2 separate regions of the Homo sapiens genome follow, and region 2 is linked to region 1. Evidence: chromatin loops called from intact Hi-C (ENCODE). Cell type or tissue: CD14-positive monocyte. All regions are shown on one strand.

What was found. A loop is a pair of places that touch in the nucleus more often than their neighbours do. Peaks named below come from ENCODE experiments on the same cell type or tissue, not always from the same donor. Only the 100,000 strongest peaks of a DNase experiment are listed, where the experiment ranks them.
Region 2: a loop joins it to region 1, with 2.7 times the contacts of the local background. A loop is called at or near these places in 8 of 110 quality-filtered maps.

Annotation. Positions count from the first base shown.
Region 1 is chr11:35,301,057-35,309,056 of GRCh38, forward strand. It overlaps SLC1A2 (solute carrier family 1 member 2), which reads right to left. Exons shown (of 11, transcript NM_004171.4): 5 at 5,018-5,186; 6 at 463-589. Among named protein-coding and RNA genes, the nearest start is that of SLC1A2-AS1, 23 kb to the left of the region's middle. RefSeq lists an enhancer at 4,657-4,746. In CD14-positive monocyte, CTCF peaks have their summits at 4,907 (motif pointing left) and 5,135; DNase peaks (open chromatin) are centred at 2,985, 3,555, 4,895 and 7,315; H3K4me3 peaks cover 4,333 bases; H3K27ac peaks cover 6,047 bases.
Region 2 is chr11:35,234,574-35,242,573 of GRCh38, forward strand. No RefSeq gene overlaps it. Among named protein-coding and RNA genes, the nearest start is that of CD44-AS1, 24 kb to the left of the region's middle. RefSeq lists enhancers at 3,459-3,528, 3,539-3,608. In CD14-positive monocyte, CTCF peaks have their summits at 3,821 and 4,027; DNase peaks (open chromatin) are centred at 1,558, 2,288, 3,738 and 5,088; H3K4me3 peaks cover 584 bases; H3K27ac peaks cover 1,346 bases.

The sequences.
Region 1 (8,000 bases):
AAATAAATAAATATCTTTCTAACTGTGGATACAATGAGAAGTTGGTCTGCAACCTGGAAAAGGCCCCTTATCAGACCCAACCATACTGGCACCCTGATCTTGAACTTCCAGCCTCCAGAACCATAAGAAAGAAATTTCTGTTGTTTCTAAGCCACTCAGTCTTTGGTATTTTGTTATGGCAACCCAACTAAGACAGTTACATAAAAATATACAACCCATTCTCAACTCGCTGGCCATATAAAAGAGAGAGTAGGTTAGATTTGGCCCAAGGGGCATAATTTGTCTACACTTGTTCTAGGGGAAGCTCCAAAAAAGATATTTTCATCCCTTTCTCAAAGTCTTTCTGGAAAGACATTTGATCAGCCCATGCCAACTTTTTCCTGCAGGGAGAGCTCCAGTATCCTCTGGGGACCCCAAGGCTTTCTCAACCCACTGCTAAGAAGTAAGAACAAGGCCACTTACCACATGATCATGATCACTAACTTCATTACAATCTCATTCAAAATGTTGAAGAAATCCACCATCAGCTTGGCCTGATCTCCCATCTTCCCCATAGCGATGCCAAAAGCAATGAAAAACCCTATCAGACCTGTTGGATGAATCACATTACATAGAAGGACAAATTACAAAAAATGTACTTTTTCTCCCTCATTCTTTACCATTCCCAATGTATGGAGCCATGTTCTCACTGCTGGTTACCCTATGAATTAGACATTAAAAGAACAAAGCATTATATTTGATACTGAATGTAACTTTCCCCTGGATAATTTTGGATTTCTTGAACACTTTCCACATGAGCAAGTTAAACTGTAAGCAGCATTAGGTCCTTGAAGAAAATGTATTCATTTTCATTCCAAACTAAAAGGTGCTCTCTTTTCCCTCCCCTCACTTATGAAATCATGTGTAAGCAGATTCCTTTATTACACAGATTAACGAGGAAAAGCCTGTTGGGACTTGGGGATTATCATACAAACTTTGGAGCCAATATTGGAATAGCAGAGGCCAATTAGCCAATAAATTCTTTGCTAGAGTTACATCTAGCTTGTTTTGGTATTATCCCAAATCAATGCATGGCTGGTATGTTTCACTCTTACAAAATCCTATATGTAAAATTATTTTTTATTACTACACACATAAAATGACAGGGAGAAAAAAATACTGAAAAATCAAAGGGAAAACAATAAGGAATCCGAAATTCCATTTTATCCAGTTTTTTTAAATGTAATCTGTTATTTATGAATTTGTCATAATTATTTTCATGATTGAAATGGTTAGAATGCTTTTTTAATTTTATTTATTTTTTCAGGATCATAAAGACAGAATATAGATTCACTGTCAGATTTTGCTAGTTCCTAGTCCCTCCACTCTTTTCTTCCTTTACTTGACATTCTTGACTTGTATCTAAGTCCAGCCTCACATCAGCCTTTGGGGTCAATCCTAACCCCAGGAAAGATTTAAGGAGCTTCATCTCTGCCCTCTTCATGTCAGCATCACATTGCACTAGGTCTTGGACCAACTCCAATACCCAACCATGAGTCTTACTTCTGTGTTGGCTTTACCTCATCCCCTGTGCCTGAGATCCTGGGAATCTGCCCTACACTTTAGTTCCTCCAAGGCTAGGCCTGGCTTTGCTCTTCCTACCACTCCTGTTGGTCCCTTCCATTCTCTCCCTCGGTACCTCACGCTCAGGCCTGCAGTCTCACTCCAACGCATCCAGGGACTGGGGCACATTGTGCGGCTTACAGGTGTTTCCAGTACTGCCTGGGGGCTATCTGGATTTCTAATTTCCAATCCCCATGTGCTCCCTGACCTCTGACCCCTGATCTAGTATTGCCATTCTTGAGGTCTCAGTTCTTACTACTTACATGTTCTATAAATCAGTGTTGCTATGTCCTTGGCTACAGGACTTTGCTTCCCCACCTGACTTGTTCTCTGACTCTGAAGTATGAGCCATCTTCTCTTTCCTCCTCTTCTCCACACCTAACCTGCTCAATTTGGCAGTCCTAATTTCCAGTCCCTCCCTATTATATCCAGTTTCCTATGGTGTCCAGTTATGCCTAAAGTCTTAACCCATACTCAGTAAATTTTAGCATTATAATTTGATTCTCTTATAACAAAATTCCTTCTCTCTGAACCTTTGACTTTACTCTTTCCCTAGTCATCTAACCCACTAACCTCTTTACACCAAGCACATATCAACCCAGATTGTCTAACTACCCTTTGCTGGATCCTTTCTATCTTCAGCAAAAAGAATCCATCACTTGCACTTGGGGTTACTAATACTTCACATTTAGTATCTCCTCTTTTTGCTCTCAGCTAGAAAGCTTGACAAATGACTTCACAAGTAAGTTATTGGTCTGGAAAGACAAAGGCTTAGGGAAGATTAGATCCAGGACAGAGGGAACTAGTTCCGCAGTAATGTACAAAATCAATTTCAGGCCATTCCCAAGTCCTTCTCTCAAGCCCATGGAGAGGAGTCTGCTACGTGGGAGGTCAAAGAGAATCAATCTGAATATTCTGGCTGAGAATAGCTCATATTACTTGGTTAATTTCATTTGAAATTAAGAGAAAATGCCCGAGGTATCAAGGTCCCAAAGAACTGGAATAAAAAAAGCTCCATTCAGTGTCAGCAGAAACTGGCCATATCTATGAGAGATAGGTTTTTAAAGGAACAGTTGGAGTTGATTTAAGCAGTTGGGAGAGGGTGGAGACCAGAATTGTTTCTGGAGGTTTTTTAGGAGAGAAATGGTTCCTTAAAGAAGTGGGAGGCAAGAGCTGGGGTTGTATCTTCACTTATTGCAAGTGCTTAATCCTCGGGACTTTCCAAAGCCAAAAAACAGAAAGACAGCAAAACAAACAAATAAAAAAGCCACTATCTCCACCCTCAGAAGACCGTGGAAAGAACCTTATTTCAGCCATGATTTGTAAATGGGAAGTTTCTCAACAGTCTAACTTCCCTTGGCTTTCCAGAGCCTTGATCTGCACTTGGATGGAAACCGTATTCAGCTTGTAATTTTTCTTTGTAAACATTGCCTAATTGAAATTGCTCACTGGAACGGGGGTGTTGCATCTGAACAAAACCCTCTTGGACTTGGCCGCTGGGGTTACAGAGTAGTGAGTTGTGTTGAAACTCCCCAGTAGAGCCAAAGGTCCTGTGACTTCCCAGAATCCACCAAGACTCTGGAAACAACCAGGAAAGTCTTTGAATGATTCACTCCAAAGCCCTGGCCCCATTGTTCATGGCCTCAAGCTCCTCCTGAGTATGGAGAAGACTGAGGAACACTTTGACAAAAGGGGGTTGGGTGTTTTAAGTTATGACCCACCAGAAAAGACCATGGGGGAGTTAGGAAGGACCTGAAAGGAACATAGATAGCTGGACAGTGAGGGAGAAGAGCTGCTCGGTGGTGGGTGCTGGGGATATTTGCAAAATCTCCCCAGAGGAACTCTCCTTCCTACTCCTCGCTCCTTCCACCTCTCACCTCCCACTGGTTGTTAAACAATGTTTATTGATCTTCCATTGCCCAGCAACCTAGTCAGCTCATCTCTTCCCTCACTCTCACTCATCCAACCTGCTTCCTGCCAAGCCAAACAAAAAAGATCTGCTTCTGCTTCTCAGTGACTGTGCAATTCTGCTCCCTCTCTCTCCTCTTTCTCTCTACCATTCTAGATGGCTAAGGAGTAGGCTTACCAAATTTGGAACAAACAAACAAACATGACACTCAATTACTTTTTGAATTTCAGGTAAAAAATGAATACTTTTTTTTTAGTATTATTATGTCCCATGCAATATTTGTGACTTACACTAAAAAACTATTTGCTTTTTATCTAAAATTCAAATTTATCCAGGCATTCTGTATTTTATCTGACAACCCAACTAAGGAGACAAGGCCATGTGATCTTTCAGATGACAACGTGAAAGGACTACTGAGCTCATTCATCTCTAAGTAGCTGTCATCCAAACCTTTAGAAATTGTGCTTGGATAAATAAACATACTTCATCCATCCAGATTCACCATTTCTCCCAGGTTTTGGCCAAATGCCCCTATTTCCTGTCTCGGGGACACCATTCTAGTGATGGATGGAGGTTACGGAAGGGAGTGGACCCACTGAGTGGGAGGGGAGCAAACTGGGCAGACTAGAGCCGCTCACATGGTAATAAACCTCTGTCCCTCATGGAGGTATTTTCTTACTGAACTCCTCAGCTCTCCACCCACTTTGAATAATGATCACAGCTCATACGGAGAGAGCACATGGCATGTGCTACTGTGCCCTATATGCACAATCACATTTCATCCTCACAGTAATCTACAAAATAGATGCCAATCCTATTTCCATTTTACAAATGAGGCTCAGAGAAATGGAGTAACTTGCCCAGGGTCAGATAACCAGTAAGTGGCCCATACTGGATCCAAACCCAGGTCTGCCCAACTGCAGAGCCCAAAAACCTCTAGGATGGCATGCTAAGAAGGTACTGGGCTAGGAGAAAGGGCTCACTGGGATCCCAGAAAGTAAAACAAGATAACAAGATAATCTGTAAAGCTCCCTTGGTACCTACTCCAACACTTTACAATCCTGGTAGCATTGCATTTGTTTGCAGACTAAGGGCTGTGGTGGTCCAGCCCCCGCACCTAGCACAGCACCAGTACATGGGGGCAGCTTTTAAAAAATGCTTAAGAAACGAAAGCAATGGATGTGTCACTTAATAACACAGAGAGTCAGAGAAAGTGACTTTCTAACACCACACAGAGAGTCAGGGAATGTGCCCAATGACGGTGAGCTCCCTCCTTTTTTCCCATACCCAGCTTCTTGCTGCCCTGTCCCCTTATGGTCTCCTCTGCCCTTCTCTCTCTTCCTTAAATCGCTCAGCTCTCAGTCCCAGTGACCCTCAAATTGCTCCCCAGAGAGAGCCTCCTGCTCCACCTAGAGGACAGCTGAGTCATCAGTTTTCTGAAAAGGGAGTGCAGGATAGCCCAGCCATTGCCAGGGAAGCAGAATCCCGGACCACCAGCTGGCCTACCTAAGACGTTCATCCCATCCTTGAACTCCAGGCCCTTCTTGATAACCATCTTAGTCTCCTCCGGCACCTCAGTCACAGTCTCGTTCAACAGAGAGACAACAGCGCTGGTTGCGTTGGCCTCCTCGTCCGGCGGTGGTGCAACCAGGACTTTCTTCGTCACTGTTTGAATCTAACAGAGTGAGGGAAAAAAGGCATAGAGCTGAGATTTGGCCTATAAGGTGAAAAAAAAAAAGATTGGCTACTCATATATTTTAAGGTTCCCAACAGGTTAACAATAATTAAGAAATGCCAAAACAAGGTTATGAAAACTGGAGAATATTTTATATGTCTATATTTACAAAGTGGTGTTTTATTATACACAGTGAGATACAATTGTCCTAATCACAGATAATTACACAATTTTTTATTTGTGCAAATTTATGGGGTACATGATAAATTTTTTAATGTATACAATGTGTGATGATCAAATCAGGGCATTTAAGGTGTCTAACATCTGAGTACAATGCATTTTTTAAGTACAGTCATCCAACTCTGCTATCAAACATTGAATGAATTCCTTCTATCTTTCTGTATGTTTGTACCCTTTAAGCTACTTCCCTTCGTCCTTCCCCTTTCCCCCCACTCACCCTTCCTAGCCTCTGTTATCTATTTTTCCACTATTTTTCCATGTGTTCAAATATTTTAGCTCCCACATATAAATGAGAAATGCAATATCTGTCTTTTTGTGCCTGGCTTATTTCACCTAAGATAACGACCGCCAGTCTTATCCATGTTGCTTCAAATGACACAATTTCATAAATATAGAATGTATGAAAATAATTTGCAAATGTACTATAAGTACTGTAGTCAATAATAGGACACAGGCTTAAACTTGGGGGATAAATGTCTTCTTTCACTCCTATGATTGTAGCTCAGAAACAGTATGAAATGTCTAACTTGGATGCTCTTCCCAATTGTGAGACCCAGTTAGATGGTCCTTCCAGTTGTGATGGTCCTTCCAGTTGTGATGGGCCCTGGATCTGGTTAAGAATAGGAAGCCTTGGCAGGGGTCAGATCAGCAACTCATGATCCACCTGTTTTCCCCTCTACCTGGTCCCCACTGGACAGGGGTATCACAGGCTGCCTCAGTTTGGGCTCCTTCTAGAGCCAGGCTCAGCTGGAAATCTCCATCTGGGCACCAAGAGTGCCAGCTGCCAGCAGCCACCATGGCAGGAGCATTTGCTTATATTTCAGATCCAAATTCAAGGTGGGAAGACAGCCACTCCTTCTGAGCAGTGATGCCAAGCCTTTCTCAATGTTCCCCAAGTGTCTCTGTCAGATGACTCACAAGGAACCTCTCCCGCTATTCCTCGACATCCATGGCAGTGGTCCTATTTTTAAAGGTGCCAGGCACCCTACATGCAGAGTGCTATAAAAATCCACATCTGAGCTTAAAAAACACCACCTCCAGGGGCATTAAAATAGAACTCAATGCAGAATCCTAGATTGTCAGTGCTGGCATGTAGTAGGTAACAGATGGCTGAACCCCGAATAGATACGGAAGAAGATGTACGGGAAAGTCAAGTGACTTGTTGGACGTCATGGAGTTATGGGCAGAACTGGGATGTCAACTCAGATGACCTCACCTCCATTGAGTTATTTCCACAGTCTGTGCTGTATGTTAAGCTATAGGGACCCAATCCTACTGTGCTGGTTCCCATAGGAAGCAATGCTGAACTGCCAGTTATTTAAAATGGATGGGAAGGGAGGTCAGTGTTCTCTGAGGTGAGGCAGGGTGCTCTCTGTTCTAGCCTGGCCACATGTACTCGTGCAGGGAGAGAGGAAGCCTAGGGCCTGCTGTGTGAGGGGAGAACAGGCAGCCCACTTCTCCCCTCAATGTGGCCCCTTCATCTGGGCAACATTGGTGTGAAGAGAATGCAGGGAGGATCACAAGAGAAGCTTATGTGAACAGCAGAGTCATGCTCCCAGGAAAGAAAAGGGAACCAAAGCCAACTGTCAACCTATCCTAAGGATGCTAAAGAAGCCTACGTTTGGTTTAAAAGAGAAATACTCATGGATCTAAATGAATGGTGGCTGTCAGGATCAGGCAGGAGGCCAGCTGCTACCTATTTTACATCCATTACGTCTTAGGTCAACAGTAGCCCTTCGACTCAAGGGCAGCTTGCTAGTTAGTTGCTGAAGCAGGATTCGAGATGAGTTATGTTTGACTCCAGAAATCCAGATTTCAAATAGCAAAGGCCAGTGATGTAAGTTGAAGCTGAGGAGATAGGAACACGAACGCAGGCCGAGTTCTCTGCCTGAGTTCCTGATTCACAGAAGCTGTTCGGTTGCACAACTCCATGTAAGTGCTGTTTTAGTCTGTTTTGTGCTGCTACGACAGAATACCTAAGACTGGATAATTTATGATAAACAGAAATTTATTTTTTCACCATTCTGGAGACTGGGAAGTACACAATGAAGATATCAGCATCGGGCAAGAGCCTTCTTGCTGCATCATTATATGGAGGAAGGTAGAAAGGCAAAGAGAGGCACAAAGGAGCCAAACTCATTCTTTTATAGCAGCATTAATCCCATCCATGAAAGCAGAGACCTCATGGCCTAATCACCTCCCAAAGGGTCCACTTATCAATATTGTTATAATGGCAACTAAATTTCAGCATGAATTTTGGAAGGGACAGACATCCAAAGCATAGCAGGTGCTAATTCCAGTCTCCCTGTCCCTAAGCCACCATCATGTCTCATCATAAAACCTGCAAAACCATAAACTGACCTACTCAACTTTCTTCTTGTCTGCATACAGTCTATAGGTAAGTGTGGCTACCTATAACCCTATCTATATCCTTAGCTTCCCCTGGCCCACCAAGTCATGCCTGAGCTGAGTTTACCTTCCTCCACTCACTATACCTCCACACTGGCCTCACACAGCCTCCTTTTTCTTTTCTGAACATTATAAGTACTTTTCAGCTTCTGCATATCTGTGCCT
Region 2 (8,000 bases), 66 kb before region 1:
TCTAACTTAGTTAAGCTGCAAATTAAGTATAAGGATGGAATAAAGAGATTTTAGGTAATCATAGTCTCCAAACCTGCTCACCCATTCACAGGCAACTCCCAAAGGATGTACTCCATCAAAACAAGGGAGTTACCAAGAGAGGAGAGGACATGAGTTTCAGAAAACAAAGTAGAGGGAGTTCTTAAAATGATGATAAAGGGAGATCCCAAGATGACAGCTGTACAGCAGGTCTAGAGAACACTTAAAGTTGGAGTACTGACTAATAATTAAAACAATCAATGTTTTGCTTTTATTGACCTCTAATTAAAAAGAAAATTATTTTTTGTTGTATTCATTAACTACTGATGCATTAAAAACTGTTCCAAAATTAGTCGCTTAAAATAACAAGCATGTATTTATTTCTTATGCATCCACCAGTTAACTGAGTACTTCTGCTGATCTTGGCAGGGCTCACTTGAGCATGACGGGACTCATGCATTTGTGTGTGTGATTAACAAACAGGTCAGCTAGAAGCTGTCTGATTTCGGACAGCTTCATCTGGGATGATTGGGGTCTTTTTCCATCTGACTCTTACATGCCTCCAGCTGGCTGGTCCAGGCCTGACAGGGTTCCAAGTAAGAGCACATGCTCACAGGTCCTCTTGAGGCCTAGGCTCAGAACTGGTGCTCTGTCATTCCACCATATTCTATTGACCAATCAAGTTACGAGAGCAGCCCAGATTTTAAAAGAAGGGAAATAGATTCTATCTCCTAATGGGAGAAGCTGCAAAGTCACACTGCAAAAAATATGGTTACAAAAAAGCCAATTATCAGGGCCATTAGTGTGATCAAGATCTACGATAGACATGTTGAAAGATTCTTGTGCTCAAGGGCACCTCTCATGTTTATGCTTAAAATACACTCACCATTTGAGCCATATTGGCAATGGCATTAACTTAGAAAACCATGAACAACTTTATAAACCCCATGCTTATTGGAAAAGGAAGGAGCAAAGTCATGTGTAAATGTGTTTGGGAGATTGCTTGGTATGGTAGAAACAGCATGAGCTTTGGGATCAGACAAATTTTGGGTTTTAATACTGATTCTACCACTTACTTAACTGTGAAACTCTGTTCACACATCTTAAATATTTTGAGTCAGTAAAGAGACAGTAAAACCTTCATAGGGTGGCTATGAGGATTAAATTTAACAAGTACGTGTCAGTGCTGGGGTATATTAGGTCCTCAAAAATATTAATTCCTACCTGCCATCACCCACATATGCACAGTAGGTACTTAACTTCTTCCTTCACCATTTCCTCCAATGTTCTGAACTCTAACCAACTTTTAAGTGTGAATTGCTATTAACTTACAGTGGCTGGAGACAGATTATTTCAGAATCTGAAGCTCCCCATGAAGAAAGCCCTTCAATTTTAGTTGAAAGGTTTTTGCTTTCAAAGCAAGGCTAACAAGCAGGGAGTCCAGGAAGCTAATAACTGGCATTCGTTGATTAAATCTTGGCCATCTAGGTTGTGGCTGTAGGTTAACCAAAGTTGGGCATCCACCCAAGGCTTTGATCGTCACCTCCAGGAAGTTGTCTTGCCCCACCCCTATCCAGGATGAGCTCATTTTCCCCTCTGTGGGTATAACTCTTACCTTGTCCATATGTCATTGTAGTTCTTACTTTGCAATTTCATTAATCCGCCCATGAACCTGTCTGTTCTACTATATGATGAGGTGTGAGGGTACGGAGAAATTCATTATGGTCCCCCAAACCAGGTAAGTAGAAAGTGGTAGAACCAGGGATAGAGCTCAGCTCTCTCCAAAGTCTCTGGCTTAACATGCCTGAATTGTCTATTGTCAGAAGTTTGGTAAACTGAATTTGCTGAAGTTAAGACATCATCTCCAAATGTTGCAAACCAGGTCAGTATTCCAGAGCTCCCTGTGCCTGGTGGAGCCAAAGGAGGCTTTCAGAAACCACTGAAAAGATTTGGGGATGAGTACACTCACCATTTAGACCACATTGGCAATGGAATTAATTTAGGAAACCATAAACAACTTCATAGATGCTGTGCTTATTGGAAAGGGAAGAATCAGTCATGTGTAAATGTGATTTTTGCTGTGATGCCCGGGGCAAAGGCTCAGTGGAGAAGAAAGTCTGGCTGGGCATCCTGGCCTCAAGCCCCATTTCTTGCCTGTGTTGACACCTGGTCTTGAACACCAGTAGTTTGCCTGTCAGGGCCGCCCATAACCCGGCTCCTCAATCCTGCCCCATTAGGCTTCCAGACTGCTGATCTCATTACGTGGTGACTACTGTTTTCCAGAAGTCTTGTCTAAACCACTTCCTCCTTCCTCTCTCCCGAAAGAGGAATAATAAACCTCAGAAGAGGAGGCTAAGGTTTAGCTTTTAAAAGGTGATATTTAAAACAAGACTCTCAGTTCAAATTCAACCTCTGCCATTTACTTATGTATAACCTTACACGAATTATTGAACAGTTCTGTGCCTCGGTTTCCTCATCGGTAAAGCAGGAATAATAATCTCTACCGGAAAGAATGCTGGGGGGTTAAATGAGATAATATCTGTAAAATGATGGAATATAGTAGACGCATATAGGTTTCCTTCCCTCATTTCTGCTATCTTAATCACTTTTGTGTGAATACACAGTAGGGGTCTAGAAAGAATATGAACCATGATTTGGGAGAAGTCAGAGGTGTTCCAAAAATTTCTGAACCTCTCCCAAACCCTTTTAAGCACTGGGGTCTGAAAAGCCTACCCTCTCCCACCCTAAGATTTCCAAATAGTATCAAAAAGAAGAAGAGATTCCCACTCCTGTTTTCTGGGGAAGGGTGGAATATGCAGGTTTATTATTGCCAACATCTATAACACAAAGGCTCTGCCAGAGCCAACCTTCAAGGTGACCCCTAGATAGGGAGAGAGAAGAAATGAGATTGAAATTTCAAGGGCCTAGCTCTGGAGATTCTGAAGATCCTTGACCTTGGGAACTCACCCATGCAGAAGTGGAGAGACAGGTTTTCAATAATAAAGGCTAAGGGCTTCAAATTTCAGCTTGGGTTACTAGAGTTCAGTGAGAGATTTACTTTTTATTTTCGCCTCTTCTAGGATTCTTTAAATCTCATTAAGAAATGAAGAGAGAAATGTGAAGAAAAGCTGTCAGAGGGGTAAACTGTCAGAGGGATGCAAAGAAGAGTAAGATTTCAAACAATTGTTCTGAAAGAAAGTTAGTAGCTATTTAATAAGGACTGTCTATGCATATAGCAGATATTTAAATCATAATAAGTATAAAGTAAACTCAAAAGCGTCTCAATAAGGACAGCATCTCTCTTCCAAACCTCAATGGGTTTTGCTGGCTGCACTTCCAGGGCAAGTTGTCTTGGCCACACTTTACTTCTCTTCCACTCTCTCAATCCCTTTCACTGGGCTTGGAGGCACAGCAACTCAGAACTACAAAGTCTGGTCTGGGCAGCAGAGTCATTGGCTGCGCTGTACTCTCCCTCAGGGCAGTGGCAAGCTGGGACCTCTCTCAATAGGCAAGGGACCTCCGACTCCCTGTTTTAGATCACTTCCCCCTTGGACAAAATTTAGACCTTTGTGTAAAAGCTGACTGAGAAAAGTGCAATGTGTTCATCTGTCAAGCCAAGGATGAGAGTAATGAAAATTTTCCCATCAAGGTTCACGTCCTTTGCAGAAACTTCGTTTTCAACCATCTTGTTGGCCTTCTCTGCCCTGTTGATAATGCGCCCCCTAGTGGATGCTTTACAACATGCCCTTTGTCTTCGTAGAAACTGAGTCCTTCCGCCTGACTTCCGTTCTCGAATCCTCAAGGTAAAACCAGAAAGAAGAGGGTGAAGGTGGGCATCCTTGCACTCAAGGCTTAGTGGGGAGTGGGAATGGGAATGGAACTGGGTTGCCTGAGTTGGGACAAACGGTTGGGGAATAACTGATGGTCCACGTTTTCTTTTTAAACTACATTTTGTGTTTTGAAAAGGATTTATAGATCATGAAAAGAAGGAAACATTCATTAGTTGCAATTTAAACGTCATTTACTGAATATCTACTATATGCCAGGCATTGCGCCATTGCTGCGCTACAGATCCTTGTCTGAAGGACACAGATAATTGTAGCCAAGAACCTGCTATGACAGAGGGATAGATAGAATATTGATCTATAATGGCTGAAATTGAGCATTTGCTATCTACTTGGGCACTGTCTTAAGCATGTTGCATGTGTTAACTAAATTAAGTTATTTAACCTCTCTGTGGTTTAACAGGTAATCGTAGAACATAGCTTACAGAGTTATCAGAACTAAACAAGATAATACCTGAAAGATCTTAAAACAGTGCCTGGTACAGACATGCTAAAATAAGAAAACGGAAATGATACTCTGCACAACCTTGTGAGATGAAGTACCATATTATGTTGCATCTACAGATGGGGAAACTAAGGCAGAGGAAGCATAGTCACTCTGCTAGTAACTGGCAGAGCAGTCTGCCAATGTAAACAGCCCAGACCTAGAACATGCTCTCTTAACTCCTATGCCACACTGCTTCTGCCTGAACATACTGACTCTTTTAACAGGAATAGTTTTCATTTCAGTTCTTAAAGAAGGCTGGCATCAAAATTAGTGAGCTATTAAACAAGTGTCAAAATTATTGGGGACTGTAAATCACTTTATGTCTATTAGTTGATTCTAAGTGTGGCACAGATTACTTGTTCATTTGATGTTTGAGGAAAAGTTTAATAATATGCCAAACTTTGGTTCTCAGTTTTCATTTACAAAGAAGCTCTTGGCTAAAGAAATTTCCTAAAAGAATCTAGGACTACTCAAACAAGAGACTGGCTTATTTTCTGCCTTTTATTGTTCCTTAAAAAGAATTCAACATTAAAAATACAAAAGTAATTGTCTACTTCATTTCTGTAGAAAGGTAGACAATAAGACATCCATTTTCTAGAAAATTCTTTATTCCCAGAAATTTTATGCTAGAAATGTTTTCTGTTCCAAAAAATATCATCTAATCTCGTTGATGAACCACACAAAGGGATTACATTTTAAGTCTTATCATTGTGACTGAATGAACTGAGACTTCCCCTCTGCCTCCAGGGTTTAGGGAAGTACGACTTGGACAAGATATTCTTTATTGTCAAATAACAATGAGGTGTCTGATAAACTATCTCAGAGGCAAGGTGGGAGAATGCTCTTTTAGCATAATAAGTCCAGGGTATTTAATTCTGCTAGTAAGAGTGTCAAAATGAGTAGGAGAAAATGGTTTATGTCATACAGGTTAGAACAGAGAGTTTCTGAAAGAAATTAATCCTGGAGGTGGTGAGATGTGCTTGATTTTAGGTAACCCAGGGGAAACCCAGTGTGGTAGTATCTTTTTGATGCTGCCCACCACTCCCCTCTCCACCCCCGCCTCCCCACCGCCAAGCTCCCAGAGACAAGCTCTCACCCTTGTGGACTCAAGTTATCCCTTCTCCCAGTGGAGCAACTATCACTTGAAGGAGGACAAAAGCAGTTGGCATCCAACGTGGAAGGCTAGGAAAGCTGAGGGGACCGAAAAAGCTGAGACAGGCATGAGCTGGTTACAGAGGCTCTTGGACTTACAATGGGGCCATATTCCTATAACACATCATAAGAAGTCAAGAATGCATTTAATACTGGCATAAGCCCATCATAAAGTCAAAAAAATTTAAGTCAAACCATCATTAAGTTGGAGGCTATCTGTATTTCTGTGGGAAGGGGTTGTGATTATAAGGAGAAAGGGAAGGTTGTGGGGACGCCAGAGATAGATGGGGTTAAAGGAAGAAAGATGAGGGACAAGAATTAAAAGAAGGGATGGACACGGCGGCTCACACCTATAATCCCAACACTCTGGGAGGCCGAGGCAGGTGGATTACTTGAGGCGAGGAGTTCGAGACCAGCCTGGCAAACATGGCAAAACACCATCTCCACTAAATATACAAAAACTAGCTAGGCATGGTGGTGCACATCTGTATTTCCAGCGACTTGGGAGGCTGAGGCACGAGAATTGCTTGAAGCTGGAATGCGGAGCTTGCAGTGAGCGAGATAGCGCCACTTAACTCCAGCCTGGGCAACAGAGCAAGACTGTCTCAAAAAAAAAAAAAAAAAGGAGAGGAATATCTCTTGCGAAGGCATGCACATACACACACCAGCTTGTGTGATTCAGGGGTAAGAAAACCTGGTCCCTTTCCTCCTATTTCACCATTACTATCATTATGCAAGGCTTTAAAAAATCAGTAGCTGAGGCTGTAATTTTCACATTCCTTGTAATGTCCTTTGCATCTAGAAGATCACCTGGCACATGGATGGTCAGTCATGTATGTTGAACAAATGCACAAATAATAATAGTAACAGACCTCGTACGTGATCAAAAAAAAAAAAAAAAGAGGAATTAACTCACTTGTTGTATTCCAGGGGCTCTTCCAGGGTATTTGAATGGAGATAAAATGTCTGCTTACTTCCTATCTAAGTCATAGCCTAGAACTAGAGCTGAGAATATATTCCTCAAGCCAGCTGCTAAATAGCTAGTAGAATGGCACCAAGGTGCCAATGTGGACCTAGCCAGGGTGTATATGAGTTTCTTCTAATGAGAGGGGGGTACTGGAGGCAGTTAAACATTGACCTGGAGCTGCTTGCTGGGAAGCAGCGTGAAGTGTTGCTTCCATTTGAGAATGAATATTCCATCACAGAATTCCAGTTAAAGTCAACAGATTGAATATACTCATTATGTATTCTCCTTCCTAACACTTACTCAAATGATCACAAATGCATCAAAATAATGTAGACTCACAAAGAGATTGGAAGAAGGGACCTTAGCAGAAAAAGATATCAAGAGATTTTGGAAAACAGTAAATGGCAGAGGAATTCATGATCTAGCAGGTGTAGGAAGATGTCACCTAAGTGTGAGCAGAGTGAGAGCCTCTGAGTAGAGAGCCAGTTGCTCCAGCAGAAACTTGGAGATGCTTATGCCTTGGAGGCACCAAGTGGTCAGAGACGGGGATGAGGATCACAAAGGATTCTCCTGTCCAGGACTTTGAATCTTGAGCAAATCACACACAGACAAGTGAGAGATGAAGAGAGATTCACAGAGGTAGTGACACAATGGCTGTGGTCCAGTGGCATAGCTGCTGAGTGGCATAGCTGCTGAATGGCAGCTGTGGTGGCTGCATCCTGGCAAAACTAATCTGCCTCCTAACCTCTACATATCTAAGAAAAATAGAGGCAGGCCAGCCTTTCTGCCCTGATCCTTGCTTACTTACTGGACATCATGCCTGAGGGCATTGTACTTGATATATTTAGACCTCAGTTTCTTCACTTGTAGAAATATATATAAAGTTATGTAAATATATATAAAAATACACATAGACCAATGCCTGGCACCTAATACATGTTCAATAACTGTTGAACAAGAGCATCCTCCACTAGGCATTTCCCCATTGCAAGAACCCAGCTGGACAATGGAGATTTCCATCTCTTCAGGGGATAGCTAGAGATTCATCTCTTCAGGGGATAACTGGAGATCCATCCCATGGGGGTGGAAATAAACATGTAACATTAGTTTTTGGTCATTTCTAATCTACCAGTCCATTGTTTAATTTCCAATAACATAGCTATTTAAAAACCTCACTTTTAATTTGAAATAGGTGCAAAAAAGAAATAATGTTTTGTCATTCTGAAACTCTCTAGCCTCACTCTTAGGGAAACTATCATAACATTATATCTTCAGAGATTGACTTTACCTATTCTGTCATCTCCTTCATCCTGTGTTTGGAAAGTCTTCTTTAATGATCAAAGTCTTCTCTCTTCAGGACAGTTAAACATCATTTTCATAGGCACAATTTGTTACTAGCATATAAGGAGTGTTTTATTTTGTTCCCAACTGAGGTTACACCAGAGAAGACACATCTAAGCTGAAATACCAGAGCAAGAGATAGATTTGCTTAATGTTACCAGGCAGTTGTTTGCAGTACAAACAACTGCAA